2 separate regions of the Homo sapiens genome follow, and region 1 is linked to region 2. A link is a loop called in an ENCODE intact Hi-C map of the cell type or tissue named here. Cell type or tissue: sigmoid colon. All regions are shown on one strand. Links, peaks and the distances in the headings refer to the core of each region. The heading gives the core; the rest is flanking DNA.

Region 1 (5,561 bases), core at 279-5,278, 140 kb before region 2:
ACACACACAGAGAGAGAGAGAGAGAGAGAGAGAGAGAGAGAGAGAGAGATAAGAGCCCGCAATCCAATACCAGTCTCCCTTCTTACTGACCGGGTAACCTGGAGCAAGTTACTCAGCTGTCTCATTTGTAAAATGAGAATACTAATACTACCCACTACATAGAACTGTAATGAAAATTTAATGTTAATGTTTATAAAGAACTTAAAACACCATGGAACACACAGTAAATACTCTGTAAATTTAGTTAAATTTTAAAATGTGATTTATTCAGGTCCTCAATTTTCTAAATGTTCAGAATAAAAGTTGCTGGCTGGGCATGCTGGCTTACTCCTATAATTCTAGCACTTTGGGAGGCCAAGGCAAAAGGACTGCTTGAGGCCAGAAGTTTGAGACCAGCCTGGACAACATAGCAAGACCCCATCTCTATTAACAGAAAAAATTTGTTGTTTGTTTGTTTGAGACAGGGTCTCACTGCAGCATAGCAGCACGATCATAGCTCACTGCAGCCTTGAATACCTGGGCTCAAGTGATGATCCTGCCTTAGCCTCCCAAGTAGCTGGGACTACAGGTGTGTGCCACCACACCCAACTAATTTTTCATTTTTTTGTAGAAACGAGGTCTCCCTATGTTGCCCAGGCTGGTCTTGAACTCCTGGGCTCAAGCTGTTCTCCTGCCTTAGCCTCCCAAAGTGCTAGGATTACAAGTGTGAGCCACTATACCTGGCAGAAAAAAAAAAAATAATAATAAAATTTTTGAAAGAGAATAAAAGTTGCTAAAGAGACACAGAAACTCCCAAATGCTTAGATGGCTATGTTATTACCTTTCCCAGAACGTGTTCCCAAATGTGAGAGCCTGCAATCATCATTGGTTTCACCTAAAAAATTTTTATGATTTATATCAGAACGTAAGCATCACAAAAGCAGTGACTTTGGACGGGCACAGTGGCTCACATCTGTAATCCCAGCACTTTGGGAGGCCAAGGAGGGTGTATCACTTGAGGTCAGGAGTTCGAGACGAGGCCTGGCCAACATGGTGAAACCCCATCTCTACTAAAAATACAAAAAAAAAAAAAATTAGCCAGGCGTGGTGGCAGGCACCTGTAATCCCAGCTACTCGGGATGTTGAGGCAGAAGAATCAGTTGAACCTGGGAGGCAGAGGTTGCAGTGAGCCGAGATCATGCCATTGCACTCCAGCCTCCATCTCAAAAAACCAAAAAAAAAATAGTGATTTTGTTTTGTTCACTACTTCCTCCACTGGTGTGGAGAACATTGCTGGTGTTCAATAAATATTTGTAAAATAAACACATGAGGCAAGAAGAAAGACAAAGAGCTCCACATAAATATTAATATCACACCAATGCACAGAAGTCATCTGCTTTTATTTTCTTTCCTTTTTTTTTTTCAGACAGAGTTTCTTTCACTCTTGTCAATTCTCCTGCCTCAGCCTCCCAAGTAGCTGGGATTATAGGCACCCGCCAACACGTCCAGCTAATTTTTGTATTTTTAGTAGAGACAGGGTTTCACCATGTTGGCCAGGCTGGTCTCGAACTCCTGACCTCAAGCAATCCACCTGCCTCGACCTCCCAAAGTGCCAGGATTATAGGCATAAGCCAACATGCCTGGCCTGCTTTTATTTTCTTATACAAATAAGCAACTAAACTATTGATTGTGATATCAGTTACAGATATTTGCTGCACATTTCAACATTTCAAGATTAAAGGAGGTCATTTCTGCACAAAGAGAAATATCATAAACAAAATAAAACTCCAAGCCTCTCAGTATCAGTCTTTGACAAGATACCTGCCTTGTACTAAGAATTTTTATTAATTAATTAATCTCCCCTAAGTGTAGAAAGGATTATATACATGAAGACTAAGAAGTTAGAGTAAATGCCCCAATGCAAAAAAAAACAAACAAAAAACAAAACAACAACAACAAAAAACTATGGCTATTCTCATTTTCTGTAAAAGAGTAAAATCAGATGATGAACTAGGTCCCAGAAAGCAAATGGTCATCATGACCACTTTAGTGGAAAGTGTCCCACAGACCACACCTTCTGTGGCTTTGCTTCCAGCTTAGCAAGCTCAAGTTGGCAGAAGCTACAATTCTTCAAATACAGGAGCCCAGAGTGGTTCTTCCAATGTTTTGCATTGAGTACTCTCACCTGAGTTGGGTTTTGTGCTTTCAGGTTGTTTTTTGTTTTCTGGGTTTTTGTTTTGTTTTGTTTTGTTTTTTTAATGATTAAATTCAGAAATCAGTTTAGCTAAAGCTTGTAGACTCTCATCTCACTCAAGACTTTTAAGAATCACAAGTGACATGTGCCAGGCGCGGTGGCTCACGTCTGTGATCCCAGCACTTTGAGAGGCCAAGGAGGGTGGATCACTTGAGGTCAGGAGTTCGAGACGAGCCTGGCCAACATGGTGAAACACCATCTCTACTAAAAATACAAAAAAAAAAAAAAATAGCTGGGCTTGGTGGTGGGCCCCTGTATTCTCAGCTACTCAGGATGCTGAGGCAGGAGAATCAGTTGAACCTGGGAGATGGAGGTTGCAGTGAGCTGAGAACATGCCATTGCACTCCAGCCTAGGTGACAAGAATGAAACTCTGTCTCAAAAAAAAAAAAAAAAAAAAAAAAAAAAGTGACATGTGATGCAAAAATTTGCTCCAACAGGATTTTGGTAGACTATGCTCTTCCACGAGGAGAATCATCACAGACTCACACAAATTCAATTTAATTCAACAAACTTTAGGAAGCAACTACTATATGTAAGATACTCTCTACTGGAAATCGACCTCCATTACAAAGGAGACGGGGTTCAGGGGTAGGTCAGCTTATTATTATCTGAACCAGAGGGACGGAAACAGGATTTGGGGGGTACATTTACACCTGACCACAATATTCTCAGAATTCCCAATACTTTGAAAAACATTAAATGGTAAAGACCTGACATCAAAGCTCCTTAGCCTTCCCGACTTACTGACACCACTGGCCAGTATATTATAACTTCCCCCAAACATGACATGTTGCTAAGAACAAAAAGACAGCTTTCAAACAGAAGCGTGACATGTTTTGGCTTCTATGTGAGCGTAGTATGATTAATGGAGGGAGCAAGGCTGATGTCAGGGCATGCCAAAAGCCAGAAAGGTGGTCTACTGGTAGGCCTCCGAGTGCCCTTTCGTGAGATGAGTCACCCAGTTACATCACTTGGAAATGCCTTTCTTCTGTCGCTCGTTTTGTTGATGTCTGTAGGCCTTAATTTTCAGGACTAGTTGATAAAGAGTTGATTTAAATATAGCAATTTGAGGTTGTTCAATAATACTATGTTTGAAACCCAGCAGTGGGCCAGATGCAGGGGCTCACACCTGTAATTCCAGCACTTTGGGAGGCCAAGGTGGGTGGATCACCTGAGGTCAGGAGTTCGAGAACAGCCTGGCCAACATAGTGAAACCCTGTCTCTACTAAAAATGCAAACAGCCGGGCGTGGTGGCCTGTAATCCCAGCTACAGGCGTTCTCTGCATTCTGTTCTGTCATTTGTCTCTGCAGAGTATCCCTTCACCATGTCCCCTTCTGCTCGTGGTCACTGTCACAGCTGAACTTATGTCTTGCCCGGATTTCTGCAATAACCTAGAAAGTGGTGGCCATGCTCACTCCCTTCTTCCTCTTAATTCATCCTCTATCATTCCATCTGAGCAAAACCATCCTGTCCTTTACAGATCCCAGTCCATTAGCTCAACACAGCATCTCAAGTCCTTTGGGACCCGTCCTCTTCCAAACCTCCCTGCAGTCCCATCATCCTGTAACTCACCCTACTGGTGAGGACACAGTAAGCACCTGTTCTGCTGAGTTTCTCCAAAAGTAACAAAAATGTCACGCACAGGTTGGCAAAAACAGCACCCAGGCCAAATCCTGCCAGCTGCCTGTTTCTGCAAACAAAGTCTGAATGGAACACGGCCATGACTCCTTGGTTTACAGATTGCCTCTGGCTGCTTTTGTACTACAATGGCAGAGTTGAATAGCTGTGATAGAGACGTATGGCTCTCCCACAGAGCCTAAAATATTTACTACCTGGCCCAGGTTTACAGGCCCTTGGTATAACTGACAGCAGCGATGAGTACAGAGTGATGATGACCTCTGCCGACCAGAAAAATAGACTCCACCAGTCTAGTCTGGAATTAAGGGAATGTGAGTTTTTCTTTTTTTGTTGTATTTTTTAAGGAATCATTTCATACAGTTACACTGAATTTAAAACCATAGAAAATGCTCCCCCCTCCCCTAATGAAAGACCTGAATGTTTTAGGAGGTTCCTTACAACTTTTGAGCCACTTTATTATTTTCTTTTTGTCAGTTCTCTTGAGGCATAATTTATAGACATTAAAAGTCACCAATTTCCAGGGTACAACTCAGTGAGCTTGGACAAACAGGCAGTCATTCAACCACACTACAATCATGATAGAAACATTCCTATCACCCCCAAAAAAAGTTCCCTCGGGCCCCTTTGCTGCCTACTCCCTCCCTACAGCCCCGTCCCCAGCTGCCACTAATCTGATTTCTACCTAAATGAGCCCAATTTCTCCTCCTGGCTGTACTCCCTGTCCTGCCCCAGTAACACTGGCTAACTCACTTAGTTCTGGTTCTCAGGCTTCCCATCAGTGGATTAGCAGGCTTCCATTAGAACTGACACCCACGCACACTACTAATTGCAGCTCTGATTTTATCAGTCATCCTTCGAGGTTTGTGGTTAAATTTAATTTGAAGAACGGGGACCATGATGAAACATAATGTCTGAAAACTGGATTGGAAAGCTGCCGTGCTTCTTTCAGGTCTAAAGATCCATAGTTCCAACATATGTTTGAGCTACTCAGAAGTTACCTTTACTTACAAGAGCAGAGAATGAAAAAGGAAATAAGCTGCCCAGAAACTTAAGTCCTAAATATCCTCAAAGCTACAAAAGAAAGAAAAAGAAAGAAAGAAGAAAAAAAGAAAGAGAAAGAAGAAAAAGAAAGAGAGAAAGAAAGAAAGAGAAGAAAAAGAGAGAGAAAGAAAGAAAGAAAGAAAGGAAAGAAAGAAAGACTAGCAAATGAATGAACTTGGTCTTGAAAAAAACCATATAAAGACGATGCATGTAAGTCGGGTTTTGACCCTGATCAGAGCTGTGAGCTGGAACTGCTGCTCCCTTGGAAGCAGGGGCCCTGTGAAATCCAAACACATAATAAAGATCCAACCACCAAGAACCCTGGGAAGCCCAACTTACAACCAGCAAAGTTCTTTCACTTTGTTTCTGAAATGGAATGACTGATTTTGAGGATAAGGGACACCCCACTGGCCATTTTTTGGGGTACCAAGCTGAAAGAACAGTAATGCAGAAGAGAAAATAAAAGTTTAGACTCTTACCCATTTGGGAAAAGCTGATCTACACATTGCTGAAGAGCTACCAAATACGTAGTAATGAGCCCACAGCTTCAATTTCTTACAAAAGGCAAAAACAGGTGGAATGGAAGGACAGTCAACCCTAAAGCGCTTTCTTGTTCCCAAAGCAAACTCAACTTTCTTGTTAGTAAC
Region 2 (5,561 bases), core at 241-5,240:
CAGAGGTGCCTCAGCCTTGGATAGCTACGAAAGGATTTTATCCAATGATACCTCCTTATTGTACATTGAATTGGTAATTCCCAAGTTTTGGACTTCTACAGAAGAAAACTTTGACAAAACTCAACCCTATTATATTTTGAATGATATAATCACAACCATCTTCCTTTGTTTGGGTATTCATTTGTGTTTTGAATAATTAAGCAGGAAATCTAGCCTGAATATTCTAGCCATCTCAAATTCCATTGGTTTATCTGTACAGCTAAAAATAATTACACTCATGTGCGCTTAATGAATAGATCAGACTGCTTCACATTCTTGCCTGCATTCAGAAATTCAAAAGGTAGGTTACCCTGCTTTTTGCTAAATTTTTTAGTGATATTAATTTGTGGAACAGATTCTATAAACTTTAAGTCCTAATGTCCAGCTTTTGGAATTATGATTTTTTAAAGTTTACCATTTGAACATATAATAATCATCAATATTTCAGAAGATTGAAAAATAAAATATATTTGAACTTTGCTAACCACTTTCTCCCTCAGTATTTACAGACCTCCACTAATTGAGATGACGCACTTCTTCAAAAATAAAGATGCTGTTCAAATACTTTCCGTGTTTGCTTAATTAAAAAGGACATTGGAAAAAATGACCTTGTATGCCCACTAATAGCAGTTTGGAAGCGACACTTCCTATTCATTATGTTATCACCATTTTCCTTTAAAATAATCATTCAAATACATGCATTTCTCATTTCCAAGAAAACTAAAGCTGACATGTAATAAACTGAGAGTTAAATACAGATCCATTATTGTGGGGCCAACAAAACCTGTGTTACTCAGATCTGATAACACAGTTGCATGTAAATTCCATGCATCTGCTTATATCTAATATGTGCACATATTTACTCTGAGGAAATGGGAAAGCAAAGCTGGGCTCAAGAGTAGTAATGTAAACAGCATCGCACCTACGCTCAGCAGGAATCGTTTGCACACCTGTCTTTCTTGGAAATGTGTCAACCAGTTGTTTTCTCAGGTTCATGTGCAATTTTATCGAGCCCTGGAAACACCTACTCCACATTCACTGTGCCAACCATTAAAGTCCAGTTTGTTTCTGAGTGAGGAGGTGGGAAAGGGCTGGTTTGGAAACCAAGTCTGTGACTGTTTCAAATGCACCAGTGGTCTCCCAAAGGTTGACTTTTATCACCTTTGAGACAGTACTCTCTGAAGGCCCCTCCCTCATTCTTACAGATTGGCATTTTGATTTTAAAAAATGAAAATGAAAAAAAAGGAAATAGAGAAATGGGACCACATATAGAAAAACTGGGATAAAGCTTCATTTATTCAACACCCACTGTATGTCAGGCCTGTGTTAGTCTTTAGAGATACAGCAGTAAACAACTTTCTACTTTGACTTCTAAGCAATAAATTTGCTTAAGTTTACTGCAGACTTGGAGCAAAGTCTCTAAAGAGTGTGGTGATAAAATGGAGAATCTGGAACATTAGAGAAGGAATGCCTTTGTTTAGTGGGTGACTCCTTAAATAGCATAATTTTCTAAATTTTTTAATGTCATACAGTTATTATTTTGTAATCTAACGTAAAAATGAAGTTTAGGCCAGGCATGGTTGCTCACACCTGTAATCTCAACACTTTGGGAGGTCGAGGCAGGAAGATCACTTGAGCTTAGGAGTTCGAGACCAGCCCAGCCAACATGGTGAAACCCCGTCTCTACAAATAATACAAAAATTAGCCAGGCGTGGTGGCTCGTGCCTGCAGTCCCAACTACTTGGGAGGCTGAGGTGGGAGGATTGCTTGAGCCAGGGAGACAGAAGTTGTAGTGAGCCGTGGTAGGGATACATTTTTTTAAATGTTTAAAAAAAATAAACATAAAGTTTAGATGAAATTCATACATTAAGAAAATTAATTTGCTAGGCCAGGCACTGTAGCTCACGCCTGTAATCCCAGCACTTTGGGAGGTTGAGGCAGGGAGATCACTTGAGCTTACCAGTTCAAGATCAGCCTGGACAACATGGCAAAACCCTATCTCTACTAAAAATACAAAAAACTGGCCAGGAGTGGTGGCACGTGCCTGTAGTCCCAGCTACTTGGGAGGCTGAGGTGGGAGGATGGCTTGAGACTGGGAGGTGGAGCTTGCAGTGAGCTGAGATCACACCACTGCACTCCACCCAGGGTGATAGAGCCAGACCCTGTCTCAAAAAAAAAATTAATTTGCTTTTAGTCCAATGGTGACAAACATTGATTCATCCACTCATGAATGTATATGGTAGTTATAAAATAATATAGCGCAAAGTTCTAGCTACATAGATATTAAGGAGGCAAAGAGAAGGAATCCTAACTCAGCCTGGGGAGGAGTAAGAGAGGGAGTTTGGGAGGGCTTCCTGGAAGCAGTGACCACTGAGAGTTAAAACCAGAGAAGGAGTGAGGTCAAAGGAAGAACATTCTCTACAGAGAAGATAGCAATTAAAAGGAACTGGAGATCTAAAATAACTCTTCTTAATGTCTTTACTGACTTCTATGTGGGGCGTTGGGGGAAGAGCACTAGAAGAGGTTGAATATATCTAGAACATACACTATGACTGAAGCGAGTTTGAGAGACAGGGCTAGAGAGATAAGCAGGAATAAAATCAGGGAGAGCCTTGAGCACCACCGCATTAGGAAAAGGCTGCCGTATTAGGAAAGGCTGTTCAATATGACGTAATAAAACCTAATTATCGTAGGTTCATGAGAGCTTATCCAAGAAAGGTCCTGTCACTGTCGTAGCCAGGCAGGATATTAAAGATATTTCCGTATTGAAGACCTTTCCCTAATTCGCATCTCTGTGACACTGTCACCTACTCTTTCTTTTCCCATTCTAGCTCTTAGGCCTGGTGGCAATTCTGTAAGAGTGCCAAAAAGGAAGTACAAGCTTTAAAAAATAATTATACCATTTTTAAAACAACAAAACAAAACAAGTCACCAAAAGAAGTCTGCTTAAATTTTGCTTTCTGGGCTGCAAAGATCATGACCACTAGGAAGCTGAATTGAAGAAAAGCCCTACTTGTTTTGGCCAATGTTTTCCTCAAATAGAAGAGTCTGAATGTGTTGCCGTGTCCAGAGATTTGCTGGTATGTGGTTCAGATGCTTCTCCAGTCGAAGCTTTATGTGAAATTTTAAAAGGTGTAGGGCTCACCAAAGCCCCATAGGGAGCTATCAATCTATGTCATGGGGCGGACTCTGAATCCTTGTGAGTAATCCCCGCCTGCCTTCCCTCCCCCAGCTCTCTCCCCAGCACCATGTAAGGTAAGTTCAGCCAGCAAACTCAGATCTGGCTCTCTTTACCCTTGAGAACCTTGCTTATGCCTCTAACACACACGCAGACGGTGAACTGGGCACATTGCTTTCTACTTTTATGAAGGTCACAGACTCTTACTGCTAGAGTAACCAGATCTCCTGCCTCACCAGGCGCAGTCCCAGGCGGTGTCTGTGCTGTCAATATAAATCCCAATTTCTAACCACCTTCAGCAGGAGTTCTACCTCTGCTTGCAAGCCTTTCTCCCATTTATTCCACAGAGAAGCTTATACGATGGAACTCCCGTGAATTCCAGTAAAACCTAAGAATTTGAGAAACACCCTAGAGATTATGGTTGAGAGTTTAGCCTACAATTTATGTGTTCGAGGAACCTTCAGATAAATTATATAATTACATTTAATAAATCCTTGTTGCACTCGTCTGAAAAATAAATAGGTAATTTTTTAAAGCATAAGGAAGGCCCATCTCCCACCCCAAGCAAAGGTAATCAAGGAACTCGGAAAACCTAGGGCAAAGAGTTGAGTGAAAGCAGATCTGGGAAGAAGCCATGTGAAGCACCACTCATGAGAAAATGGTGTTTGGGGCCTGGCGCGGGGACTCACGCCTATAATCCCAACACTTTGGGAGGCTGAGGCAGGGGTAGGGGATCACCTGAGGTCAGGAGTTCGAGACCAGCCTCGACAACATGGTGAAACCCTGTCTGCACTAAAAATACAAAAATTAGCCGGGTGTGATGGCATGTTCCTGTAATCCCAGCTACTCAGGAGGCTGAGGCAAGAGAATCGCTGGAACCTGGGAGGCAGAGGCTGAGTGATAGATCAGATTTGCATTTGAAACCAGTTCCGGCCGTTTGCAGTGGCTCCTGTAATCCCAGCACTTTGGGAGGCTGAGGTAGGTGGATGGATCACCTGATGTCAGGAGTTCAAGAGCAGCCAGGCCAACAGGGTGAAACCAGCTCAATAAATGAGCTGGGCGTGGTGGCATGCACCTGTAGTCCCAGCTACTCGGGAGGCTGAGGCAGGAGAATCGCTTGAACCTGGGAGGTGGAGGTTGAAGTGAGTCCAGATAGAGCCACTGAAATCCAGCTTGGCAACAGAGCAAGACTCTGTCTCAAAAAAAAAAAAAAAAAATTAGCTGGGCATGATACTGCACATCTGTAGTCCCAGCTACTTGGGAAGTTGAGGCAGGAGAATTGCTTGAACCCAGGAGGCGGAGGTTGCGGTGAGCAGAGATCATGCCACTGCACTCCAGCCTGAATGACAGAGCGAGACTTCATCAAAAAAGATTTAAAAAAATGGCGTTTGGCCATGGTGTCAGTCATCAGATCTGGCTCCTACCCATAAGCTGAGTGGACAGCATGTTACTAATAGTGATTTCCCCATCCTCTCTGGCCATTCGGAAAAGCATGTTCAGCAGTTTCTGGTCCTTTGGCCCTTTCTCCTTCCCTGAGTCTTTTACAGAAGACTCTGAACTGATGTTTCACTGGTTTTATTTTTTATGTATGTATGTACGTATTGGAGATAGGGGTCTCACTCGGTCGCCCAGGCTGGAATGCAGTGGCATGATCATAGCTCACTATAGCCTTCAACTCCTGGGCTCAAGCAATCCTCCTCAGCCTCTGGAGTAACTGGGACTGCAGGCATGCACCACCACACCTGGATAATTTTTTTTTTTTTTTTGAGAGATGGGATCTTGCTATGTTGCCCAGACTGGTCTCCAACACCTGTCCTCAAGCAGTCCTCCCACCTTGGCCTCCCAAAGTGCTAGGATTACAGGCATGAGCCACTGCACCCAGCCTGGTTTTATTTTTTAAGAACAACCTTACTGAGGCATAACGGACATAGAACAAATGGCACATATTTTTAAAATTACAGTTTAATTGGTTTTGAGGCATGTTTATTTCTGTGAAGTCTCAACACAATCAAGATAATGAACATATCCATCACCCCAAAGTCTTCTCCTGCCCCCTGGTAATTCCTCCCTTTCCCCACTCATGCTCCCCAGATCCCATCCCCAGCCATCTTTCTTTTGGCTTGAAACAAAACAAAACAAACAAGAAACTTTTTAAAAAGTTCTTTTCAAATTCTTTTTTAATTGCCTAATTGAAACCTTCTGAAGCTCTAAGGTTTCTTGCTAATCCATATGAAACATACCCAGCAATCTGCTTAGTTGTCTGGCACACTTTTCACATTTAAAAAAAAAAGAATAAATAAAATACAAGAAAATTCCAAGGGAGCAAAGAGTGTATTTGGCTTAT

Evidence for each region. A loop is a pair of places that touch in the nucleus more often than their neighbours do. Peaks named below come from ENCODE experiments on the same cell type or tissue, not always from the same donor. Only the 100,000 strongest peaks of a DNase experiment are listed, where the experiment ranks them.
Region 1: it touches region 2 in a loop (5-fold over the local background); 1 of 110 quality-filtered maps calls a loop at or near these places.

What each region holds. Positions count from the first base shown.
Region 1 is chr6:154,454,097-154,459,657 of GRCh38, forward strand. The region is part of intron 1 of CNKSR3 (CNKSR family member 3); the gene reads right to left. Among named protein-coding and RNA genes, the nearest start is that of CNKSR3, 54 kb to the right of the region's middle. In sigmoid colon, for the core only: no CTCF peak of the experiment used is centred there; a DNase peak (open chromatin) is centred at 3,144; H3K4me3 peaks cover 494 bases.
Region 2 is chr6:154,590,001-154,595,561 of GRCh38, forward strand. No RefSeq gene overlaps it. Among named protein-coding and RNA genes, the nearest start is that of CNKSR3, 82 kb to the left of the region's middle. In sigmoid colon, for the core only: no CTCF peak of the experiment used is centred there; a DNase peak (open chromatin) is centred at 3,311.